2 separate regions of the Homo sapiens genome follow, and region 1 is linked to region 2. A link is a contact called in ENCODE Hi-C or POLR2A ChIA-PET data. All regions are on one chromosome and are shown on one strand. Each heading gives the region's core, a stretch centred on a gene start or an enhancer-like site at or near the end of the contact. The rest is flanking DNA. Distances are from core to core; before and after follow the strand shown. Region 1 overlaps MYO10 (myosin X). Region 2 overlaps MYO10 (myosin X).

What was found. A loop is a pair of places that touch in the nucleus more often than their neighbours do. ChIA-PET counts read pairs that join two places held with the same protein, here RNA polymerase II (POLR2A). Pooled maps may share reads with other maps.
Region 1: a map of PC-3 shows a loop between it and region 2 (2.2-fold over the local background). The contact joins two enhancer-like sites. A Hi-C loop is called at or near these places in 4 of 168 maps with a recorded cell type or tissue (Caco-2, MCF 10A, PC-3 and 1 more) and 1 of 50 pooled maps. POLR2A ChIA-PET finds 5 or more read pairs at or near these places in 5 of 52 experiments (A673, BJ, MCF 10A and 2 more).

What each region holds. Positions count from the first base shown.
Region 1 is chr5:16,915,386-16,921,261 of GRCh38, forward strand. The region is part of intron 1 of MYO10 (myosin X); the gene reads right to left. Among named protein-coding and RNA genes, the nearest start is that of MYO10, 18 kb to the right of the region's middle. Within about 2 kb of position 1,271, at least 6 of the 41 ENCODE cell types and tissues checked have a DNase peak (open chromatin) inside an H3K27ac peak, as active enhancers do; they include A673 and PC-3, where a contact is called at or near this core.
Region 2 is chr5:16,854,051-16,859,741 of GRCh38, forward strand. The region is part of intron 2 of MYO10 (myosin X); the gene reads right to left. It also overlaps the pseudogene RNA5SP179. Among named protein-coding and RNA genes, the nearest start is that of MYO10, 79 kb to the right of the region's middle. Within about 2 kb of position 3,766, at least 4 of the 41 ENCODE cell types and tissues checked have a DNase peak (open chromatin) inside an H3K27ac peak, as active enhancers do; they include A673 and PC-3, where a contact is called at or near this core.

The DNA.
Region 1 (5,876 bases), core at 21-2,520, 59 kb after region 2:
ATGTCCTCTATGATTATCGTTATTTTTAAGGGTTTATAGATAAATCTGAGGGACCCTCCAAGGTGCATCAGTCAATCAGTCGTACTTCCTTGGTGTCCTCCGCATCCCCCTCCACAGCATCATGGTCTCAGTAATGGCAGGGGATGGGAACCCTCCTAGCTACCAGTACAACCACAGCAATGGCAGGCCAATCAGAGGTCAAGTGGCAGAGGTGAAGGCACGCTGAATTCCATCAACAGTGGTCTTCAACAAGCAGTCATCTCTGATGCAAAGAAATCACTCACCATTGGCTGGGCGCAGTGGCTCACGCCTACAATCCCAGCACTTTGGTAGGCCAAGGCGGGCGGATCACCTAAGGTCAGGAGTTCGAGACCAGCCTGGCCAACATGGCAAAACCCAGTCTCCAATAAAAATATAAAAAATTAGCCGGGTGTGGTGGCATGCACCTGTAGTCCCAGCTACTCAGGAGGCTGAGGCACGAGAATTGCTTGAACCCAGGAGGCAGAGGTTGCAGTGAGCTGAAATTGCGCCACTGCACTCCAGCCTGGGCGACAGAGCGAGACTCTACGTCAAAAAGAAAAAAAAAAAAAAAATCACTCACCATACATTTCTTATCCTGAATCTGAATTAACAGAGCTGGTGAGTAAATATTCAAAGCATGTCGCTTACCAGTTGAATCGCTTGGTCCCGAGTGTTAAGCCTCAGCCTTGGTAAAGATGTCATCGCTGAAGTCTCATTACCGACCCATCAAGCCCAGATTTCCACCATGAACCATCTCCAGAGACCTTCGTTCCGCCACGTCAGGGTCAGCTAATGCTCAGCAAATTATCCACTTAGTAAATTCATTTCACCGTCAACAGATAGTGGTGCAGACTCGTGTTCTAACAAATTAAATATCCCATTCGGAGTTCTGAGGAGTCTTTTTAAGTTATTCCCAATCAATAAGAAAAGCACACATGACACTAAAGCTCCTCTAGAAAGATGGCTCATTTCTCTTCCAATGTCAAAAAGCCATGAAGTAAAAAAAAAAAAAAAAAAAAAAATCAGATTACATTAAATTACTTGCTTTTTTTCTCCTCTTGCTAGGAAGGGAAAAGAGGAGAGGAGAAGCATGGAAAGAACTCACTCCTAAATCACAGATTAAATCCAGGAAGTTTAAGATGATCCAATTTCATTTCCCTCCTGCCTGAAGATTTGATGAGAGCAGCAAGGGTGTGAACCTATAAGCAGCCTTCCATTTATTTTCAGCAAATAAAAAAGTTTTGCCTGCTGATTCAACTGCCCTCACCAAGCTTTTAGAGTGATTCATCACTGTGGCTGGCAAGAAAACAATAGGCTTGATGAAAATTAAGAAGAAAAACCACACACTTACTCATCAAAATTGGGAGAAACGGAAAAGAAAAAAGATATGAATTCACTGGTAAAGGTTCACGTACCCCATTCAAAGAGGCTGCCTCTTGCATTATCAGGGTTGGTAACAAAAATGTTGGTAATTAACTAAAATAATTAGATGACACGAAGAGGTCCAAAGAATATAGTGTAGATTGCTAACGTCAGCCCCTTCAATCTTTCTTTCATCTCAGAAATATACAAATCAGGTCCGTATTGTCTGTTCCTTCGCTTCTTAGGATCAGTGGAAACTCAAAGTTGAGAAGGCCTAGAAATAAAAATGGCTTAATATCCCAACTATTAACCAATGCTGCAGAAATCAATGTTGGAATAAATAAAACAAACATATAACTATAGATCTAGATATTTAATATAACCAAGTTGTACTAAATATAATGCCGGTATTAAAATTAATAAAAATCAGATTAATGCATCATTCACACACACCCCGAAGAGTACACTATGGAAATTACTTTAGGAATAATGATTTTATTTAGAAAATGCAGCATATTAAAATAAAATACAAGAGGGAAGATTCTTGTAAGTCAATCTTTTATATCAGGTTTTCTTACCCTTAACACTATTGACCTATTAGACTGGATCAATCTTCATTGTGGGGGCTGCCCTCTGCAATTGAGGATGTTTAGCAGCATCCTCAGCTTCTACCCACTAGACACCAGTAGTCACCTCCCATCAGTGTTAACAACCAGAAATGTCTCCTGATACTTCTAAATATCCCCGGTGAGGCAAAAGTGCCTCCAGTTGAGAACTACCATTCTATGCAAACCAGTAACTCTAGCAGGACATGGTGGGTCATGCCTGTATTCCCAGCACTTTGGGAGGCTGAGAGGGGAGGAGAGGATCACTGGAACCCAGAAGCTCAAGACCAGCCAGGGCAACACAGGGAGACCCATCTCTACAAAAAAAAAAAGGAAAAAAAAAAGAAAAAATCAGATGGGCATGGTGGCACACATCTGTAGTCCCAGCTACTCAAAAGGCCGAACGGGGGAGAATCTCTTGAGCCCAGGAGGTCCGGGGTATAGTGAGCTGTGATTGCATCACTGCACTCCGGCCTAGGCAAAAAAGCAAGACCCTGGGTCCAAAAAAAAAGTAATTCTAACCTATGTATCCATCCCTTGATAACTTCCAGGCTACATACTTTACAACAAAGAATATTTCTGCTGATCTAACCATGCTAGCCACTTTCTTTTTAAACTACAGAATACGTATTCCATAGGAATAAAAAATATTAGCAGCTGCCAAGTAGCACCACCTTAACTAAATCACAGCCTTCAAAAGCTGGTTTAAATGTAAACCATCCATTACCTTTTAAAGTCTCACACTACTAGGAGAGTCAATTTCCAAAATAGTTTCTTAAAATTGTTATCATTAAACTTGAAAGAAACAGTTTCAAGTTTAATGGGTAAGGAAGATGTGAAGAGTCCAAAAGCCCAAAGCTGTGACTAGACAGCTGCGTGTCACTTCCATCTACAAGGCAGATAGAAGCATCAGCTCAGCAGCTCAGCAGATTACAAGCAAGATTTACAAACTGCATATGGATTCCAAAGCAAATACACTTTCCCTCAATATTGCTTCATGGAAGCTAGAGTTTACCAGAAATAGACGAAACTCCAAAAAAATAACTGATGAAATTCAGTGTGGCCTTGGCATTCCACACGGATGCTCCCTGGAAACACAAAATTTCACTGAAACTATTTTTCTTTTCTTTTTTTTTTTTTTTTTTTGAGACAGAGTTTCGCTCTTGTTGCCCAGACTGGAATGTAATGGCACAATCTCAGCTCACTGCAAACTCCGCCTCCTGGGTTCAAGCGATTCTCCTGCCTCAGCCTCCCGAATATGGGATCACAGGCATGCACCATCACGCCTGGCTAATTTTTGTATTTTAAGTAGAGACAGGGTTTCTCCATGTTGGTCAGGCTGGTCTCAAACTCCCGACCTCAGGTGATCCGCCTGCCTCAGCCTCCCAAAGTACTGGGATTACATGCGTGAGCCACCGCGCCTGGCCCACTGAAAGTATTTTTCGAGCCCTCACTCGGAACAGGGATCACTTACTTACGCCAATCACTCGGGATGAGTGTGCAGTTGCTGTCATCACAAAAAGAAGCAGAAGGTCTATGTTTCTGCTTTTGCTTGGCTATAGGAAAATTTCTATTCCTTGTTCCAGTCACTGGCAGAAATCAGCTAATTCCTTTTGGACTTGTATTACCTGACTGTTCTGCTCTGTATGGAGAAGCAAATATGCATTCCTGAAGATTTCCACACAGTCTCTATTCTTCCGACTTCAAAAGCCTACCAGAACGGCCAGGAGTGATAGCTCACACCTGTAATCCCAGCACTTTGAGAGGCCAAGGCAGGCGGGATCACTTGAGGTCAGGAGTTCAAGACCAGACTGGCCAACATGGTGAAACCCTGTCTCTACTAAAAACACAAAAATTAGCTGGTCGTGGTGGCAGGCGCCTGTAATTCGAGCTATTCAGGAGGCTGAGGCATGAGAATCTCTTGAACCCAGGAGACGGAGGTTGCAGTGAGCAGAGATCATGCCACTGCACTCCAGCCTGGGCAACGGAACAAGACTCCATCTCAAAAACAAAACAAACAAATAAACAAAAATCTACCAGAACAACTGCCTTCCCCTCCAAATGAGTTCATGGAGCTAGAGCTCTCTGGCCTCCTATCCTGGCTCTATCATTTCCCAGCTGTGTGAACTTGAGCAGACTACCTCCCTTCTCTAAGACTCTGTGTTCTCATACATAAAATAAAGATGTAAACAATACAATCACTTAGGACTACCAAGCAGATTAAATGAATTAATACATGTAAAAAGCTCAGCACAGTCCTAGCCCATGGTAAGTGTCCAATAAACCTTCACAAGTTAAATAATGGAATAAATAAACACACAGGCCGGGCGCAGTGGTTCACGCCTGTAATCTCAGCACTTTGGGAGGCCAAGGCAGGTGGATCACCTGAGGTCAGGAGTTTGAGACCAGCCTGGCCAACATGGAGAAACCCTATCTCTACTAAAAACACAAAAATTAGGCCGGGTGTGGTGGCTCACACCTGTAATCCCAGCACTTTGGGTGGCTAAGGTGGGTGGATCACGAGGTCAAGAGATCAAGACCATCCTGGCCAACATGGTGAAACCCCGTCTCTACTAAAAATACAAAAATTATCTGGACATGGTGACACATGCCTGTAGTCCCAGCTACTCGGGAGGCTGAGGCAGGAGAATCACTTGAACCCAGGAGGCGGAGACTGCGGTAAGCTGACATTGTGCCACTGCACTCCAGCCTGGCAACAGAGCGACATTCAGTCTCAAAAAAGAAAAAAAATTAGCTGGGCTTGGTGGCACATGCCTGTAAACCCAGCTGCTTGGGAGTCTGAGGCAGGAGAATCACTTGAACCCGGGAGGCAGAGACTGCAGTGAACCGACATTGCGCCACTGCACTCCAGCCTGAGTGACAGAGCATGACTCCATCTCAAAAAAGCAAATAAGATAAACAAAATAAATAAAAGTGTTCCTGAACAATGCAATATTACTTAATAATAAAAAAGGAACAAAACCGGCACGTGTACCAACATGGATGGGCGGCAAAGGCACTGAGTGAAGAAAGTCCGTCTCAAAAGAATATGTACTGATCGATTCCATTTATACAATACTCTCAAATAACAAAACTATAGAGAAGGAGAAAAAAGAAGTAGGTGCTGGGGGTTAGAGGGAGGGAGGCTGGGGTGCCACCAAAGGTGAGCCCAAGGGACTGTCATGGAACAGTTCTATATTGTGACTGCTGGTGGTTGTACAAGTCTACACATGTGATAACACTGTTCAGAATCACACACACATAAAAAATGCATGTATGCAAAACTGGTGAAACATGAATAAGGCCTGTAGACTGCAGGAATGTCAATTTCCTGATTTTGACACTGTATTTTGTTATGTAAGATGCCACCACCAGGGAATGGCAGGTACACAGAAAGGGCCTCTCTGTACTATTTGGGTGACTTCTGAATCTAGACTTCTTTTTAAAATGGATACCAGAATAGGCCGGGTGCGGTGGCTCACGCCTGTAATCCCAGCACTTTGGGAGGCTGAGGTGGGCGAATCACTTGAAGTCAGGAGTTCCAGACCAGCCTGACCAACATGGTGAAAGCCCATCTCTACTAAAATACAAAAATTAGTTGGGGCGTGGTGGTGGGCGCCTGTAATCCCAGCTACTCGGCAGGCTGAGGCAGGAGAATTGCTTGAACCTGAGAGGTGGAAGTTGCAGTGAGCCAAGATCGCACCACTGCACTCCAGCCTAGGTGACAGAGCGATACTCCATCTCAAAAAATAACATAAGATAAAATAAAATAAAATAAAATAAACGTATACCAGAATAACACCATCCAAGATATATGTGGGAGAAGGCAGCAGATGTAATTTACCTTGACATAACTTGACATGCCCTCAAAGCTTTGCGAGAGAATAC
Region 2 (5,691 bases), core at 2,516-5,015:
CAGGGTATTGGGCCTGGTTAATACTCGGATGGGAAACATAGTCCTAAGACAGACAATCTAAACTGATTTTTTCTAACAGCATGTAAGAATTATCTCACTGCTCTTAACTATATTTCTGATCTTAAGTATATATAATATCACTCTTACTTTTAGAAATATGAAATGCATGGCCCAATATTAATGCTGTAAGAATTAGTCACACATGGCTAGCTATATTTCTTCTAGGTTTTATCTTTTTCTTTTCTTCTTAGGTTTAAAAGACTATTCCTTTTAAATAAAATGTAGCATATTCATATAATGGACTATTACTCTGCAATAAAAAAGAGTGAAGTGCTGGTACATGCTGCACCATGGGTGACCCCTGAAAACATTATGCTAAGTGAAAGAAGCCAGACACAAAGGACCACGTATTGTTTGATTCCATTTGTAAGAAATGTCCATAACAGGCAGAGCTATAGAGACAGAAAGCAGCTGCCCAAGGCTGGGGGAGGAGTGAGGGTGGAGGGAGAGCTTGGGAATGACAGCTCAGGGTTACAGCGTTTCTATTTTAAATAATGAAAATGTTTCAACATCTATTGTAGTGATAATTTCACAATTCTGTGACTATACTAAAAGCCACTGAATTGGCAGTTTAAGTGGGTGAATTATATCACAATCAAACTGTTCAATTAAAACAAAACAAAACAAAACAAAACTATTGGCCGGGCATGGTGGCTCACATCTGTAATCCCAGCACTTTGGAAGGCTGAGGCAGGTAGACTCCCTGAGGTCAGGAGTTCGAGACCAGCCTGGCTAACATGGTGAAACTCTATCTCTACTAAAAATACAAAAATTAGCCGGGCGTGCGTGGCGGGCACCTGTAATCTCAGCTACTCGGGAGGCTGAGGCAGGAGAACTGCCAGAACCTGGGAGGCGGAGGTTGCAGTGAGCCGAGATTGCGCCATTGCACTCAGCCCAGACGACAACAGTGAGACTCCATCTCAAAAAAAAAAACCAAAAAAACTGTTGCTTTGTATTTCAGACCATCACTCAAGCTAATGCAAGTTGTTAACGAATCAAATCCTAGGTGCTAAAATGTGGCTTTAGCTGCTTTTCCTCTTGTAGCTAAAAGTAACATCTGCAAACTATTTTAAAATCTCCATCAAAGATAGCAATGAGCCAATAATGAATACTCAAGAGTATGGCTTTCCTCAAATGGCAGGAATTATTTTTTCTCTATGGTATTTACTTCATCTTAACCATTGCAGATAATGTCCCGAACAGGGAACATCCAAAATTCAGGGAGTGGATGCTGAAGTCTACACTCGCTGGTGCTACCTCCAAACATCCATGAGGCCCATGTATTACTTTCCAAGGCAAGTTATGACCTTTTGGTGGAGGGAAAAAAAATAAAGCGAGATACATGTTTTAAATAAACTATCTTCAGATGTTAATTATAAATACATCTTATATCAGAAAAAAATAAATGCTAAAGTTGAAATAGCTGCAAATTTTAATCTCCCTGGTTTATCACTGCTCGGGGAAGGAAATTAGGTTAATCGGACAGGATTTGCCCTTTACAAAGGCATGTTGGCAACATTCCCTGGAGGCCTGATCTCTTTTGAGTCCTTTGTTACAAAAGCTTCCTGAAACTCGGGACAGCATATGCTCCAACCCATTGTCATAAGAGTGACTGTCTCTCAGCTCAGCCAGTTAACATCTGTCATTAGCTCTGTTTGCAGGAGCAAAAGCAGATGCTTGGAACAAGGCACTGTGAACTCTGACGTGGCGGGGAGATGGATGCATTTTAGAACAGCAGATCATTCCAGGAGACTGAAATGCTCACTGAATTCTCAAGGGTTAGCTACCTGTTACCCTCACTGGAAGACCTACGCTATTATTAATTATCCCAAAATGATTCCCAGAACCATCTGTAACATCCAAACAGCAGCCAGATGAACGACGGACTTTAACGTCTGAAACGAAGCAACTGCATTTGAAACTTCTAACACAGGCCACGAGCTGAATTTACAAATGGAACAGTATTGTTTTCTGTGAGATTGCACACGCCTGCATTCAAGTCTTCATCTAGGAAACCCTCTGGGGATTTCTTTTCCCTTAAAAATTCATTAGAATAATCAATCGTATGACACATCACAGCTTGTACTGCAGCCGTCTCATCTTTAACAAGTTCAGGAAAATGTGTCAACACAGATATTTGCAAATTCTAAAGAAAGACCTGTTCAAGACCAGGCACTGTGGCTCACGCCTGTAATCCCAGCATTTCAGGAGGCTGCATCATTTGAGGCCAGGAATTCAAGACCAGCCTGGCCAACATGGCAAAACCCCATCTCTACTAAAAATACAAAAACTAGCTGGGCGTGGTGGTGTACACCTGTAATCCCAGCTACTCAGGAGGCCAAGGCAGGAGAATCGCTTGAACCTGGGAGGCGGAGGTTGCAGTGAGCCGAGATCGCACCACTGCACTCCAGCCTGGGTGACAGAGTGAGACTGTGTCTCAAAAAAAAAAAAAGAGCGAGCCGTTTCTTTCCTTGGAGTATTTTAAAGGTATCAATGAATCATTCAAGCAAAGTAAGTGGAAGAAGGGAGGTGGAGTCTACAGATGGGGCCTCTTGTCTTAGAGAGTCTTGCTCAAGCTTCCGGGATCTGATGGGGGCAGGGACGAGGGTAAGGAAGCAGGTGCCAGCATGCATGATTTAGGGATGAGTCCAACGCTGCAGTCATGCATGACCCTGAGTGAGTGGTTCTTAAAAGTTTCCACCCAAGGGCCTCCCCTTGCCTCAGCCTTCTTCTGGCCATCTTTCTGGTTCCTTCATGCCAGGTGGCATGGACAATGGGATAAAAGACCATATTAGAAATCTATGGAAACTTTGGGAGTTCCAACAGAAGCATTTAAATAGGAATCGAGCTTAGAAAACAAGCAATATGTATCAGCCTATCATGGCAAATGATAAGTTAACGATTTAACTGATCTTCCATGTTAAAAATAGGCATTATATGTGTCAATTAGGTTAGTATATGCACAATCAACTCGCTTTCTGAAATACTTCGAGGAGGAGAGCTTCCTTGGAAATGTGCTGGGCTCTGATGAACACACAACACACAGGCTTGTCCTCATTTTGCTGTCCCTGAAAGCAGCTCTCCCTTAAGCCAACCCAGAAAACAACACTGGGTTACAGACTAAGCCACTGGCAGGTGTTAGTATTTAAAACTAAGCACTCAAGACTACATATGGTTTCTGACACAATACTGCTCAATAAGGATTCCTTTACGGCAGCAGCAGTTGAAAAAGGTACTCAGGCTGTGAAAGTGACCACCTGTATTTTTAAAGAACATGCTTTGGGAGGAAGACGGTGTATGAGATGCTTTTATTTAGAGCATGGATTTCAAAAAACAAATCCCCACACATAGCCTGCCAACCCCTGCAGACCCATTTTCAAAGTATGGCTTCTAGACTAGCAGCATCAGCAGCACCTGGGGACTTGTTAGAAATGCACATTTGCAGGCTCCTAAAACACCTGCTGAATCAGAAGCTCTGGATTGAGACCTAGAATTCAGTGGTTTCACAGGTCTTCCAGGAGGTCCTCATCAATTGAGCCTACTCAATTTTGAGAGCCACTGCCCCACAGGTAGCAAGAAACATGAGTTTTGCCACGGGCTACTTTAACCTCTTGAGCAAGGAACCTCCTCTCACTGGGAAAACAAAGCAATTGGGCTTAACAACAGACTCATCCTGGCTGGTCGCACTGGTTGCAAAGAGTCCTGGGCTCACCTCCAGGGAGGCTGTACCATTTGGTGTGGCATAGTGGCCCAGGAATCTCATTAAGTAGCTCCTCAAGTCATTCCAATGTGTAACCAGAACTGGGAACCCTGGAAGATCCCCTGAAGCACTAAATATCATATCAGAAGTAATTGGGGTAAATGAGCCTTTAGATCAGGCTTGGCAAACTTTTTCTGCTAAAGGACTGACGGTCCATACGTGAAGCTTTGCAACTCCTCAGCTGTGCCACAAAAGCATCTGCAGGGACAAAGACCATAGCAAGGCCTTTCCACAAGACGCTACCTGCTGTGAACGCAGTCACAGATAAGAGGCCGATGAATGGGCATGGCTGTGTTCCAATATAACTTTATTAAATTTGAATTTCACATGATTTTCACGTGTCAAAATATGCTTCTCGTGAGTTTTTCCAGACATTTAGAAATGTAAGAAACAATCTCAGCTTGTAGACCATACAATTCAGGCTGTAGGCAAGGGCTGCAGTTTGCTGCCCCTGTTCAGTCGCACACTGGAGTCGTCACATAAGCTTTACACAGGAATGCTGTGTTGATAACATCTGTCACTTCAACATACACACACAGCTGCTTTCAAAAAAGCTAGATGCTACTTTTGTAAAAAAAAAAAAAAAAATCGAGGTTTAATTTGCATGCAATAAAATACACAGCTTTGATGAATCACGCAGAACAATATATTGAGCATTTCTGTTACCTTTGAAAATTCAATCCTCCGAGGTAACCATTTAGTCTGATTTTTTAGATGTCTGTTATCTTTAAAATGGCAGCACAATCATATGGTTTGAAATAAAAGCTGAAAGTTCAGGCTTCCATTGCAGTTCTACGTAACACACAGGGCCGGGTGCAGTGGCTCATGCCTGTAATCTCAACACTCTGGGAGGCCGAGGTGGGCGGGTAACGAGGTCAGGAGTTTGAGACCTGCCTGGCCAACACGGTGAAACCCCATCTCTACTAAAAATATAAAAATTAGCCAGGTATGGTGGCATGTGCCCGTAATCCCAGCTACTCAGGAGGCTGAGACAGAAGAATCACTTGAACCCGGGAGGTGGAGGTGGCAGTGAGCCGAGAGTATGCCACTGTACTCCAGCATGGACAACAGAGCAAGACTCCATCTCAGGGGAAAAAAAAAATAAGTAACATACACCACTTGGCATAAGCTCTGGTCTCTCTCCAACATGGGGCTCCTGTTTGGGATTTACCCGCCTGCTCTTTATCCTGTGTTCTCATCCAGCCCACAGTGGGGTCTTTTAAGCCAAGGAGGGCAGGGGTACCCCTGGAGTAGAGTGGAACAAGCTGGCTTTAGTCCATTTGGGCTGCTGTAACAAACTACCACAGACTGGATGGCTAATTAACAATAGAAATCTATTTCTCCTGGTTCTAGAGGCTGGGAAGTCCAAGAGCAAGGATATTCTGCATCTGGTGAGTGTTGCTTTCTGGTTCATAGATGGGACCTTGTAGCTGTGCCCTCATGTGGTGGAAGGGACAAACAAGCTCCCTTAGGCCTCTTTTATATGGGCACTAACTCCATTCATGAGGGGCCCACCCTCATGACCTAATCACCTCCTAAAGGTCTTACCTCCCAATACCATCACATTGGGGGCTAGGATTTCAACATAGGAAGTTTGGGGCCAGGTGCAGGCACCTTATAATCCCAGTGCTTTGGGAGGCTGAGGCAGGAGGATCATTTGAGGCCAAAAGTTTGAGACCAGCCTGGGCAACACAGTGAGATCCCATCTCTACAAAAAAGTTGAAAAATTACCTGGCCATGGTGGCACATGCCTGTAATCCCAGTTACTTGGGAGGCTGAGACAGGAGGATCACTGAAACCCAGGAATCTGAGGCTGTAGTGAGCCATGATCATGCCACTGTACTCCAGCCTGGGTGACAGGGTGACACTAA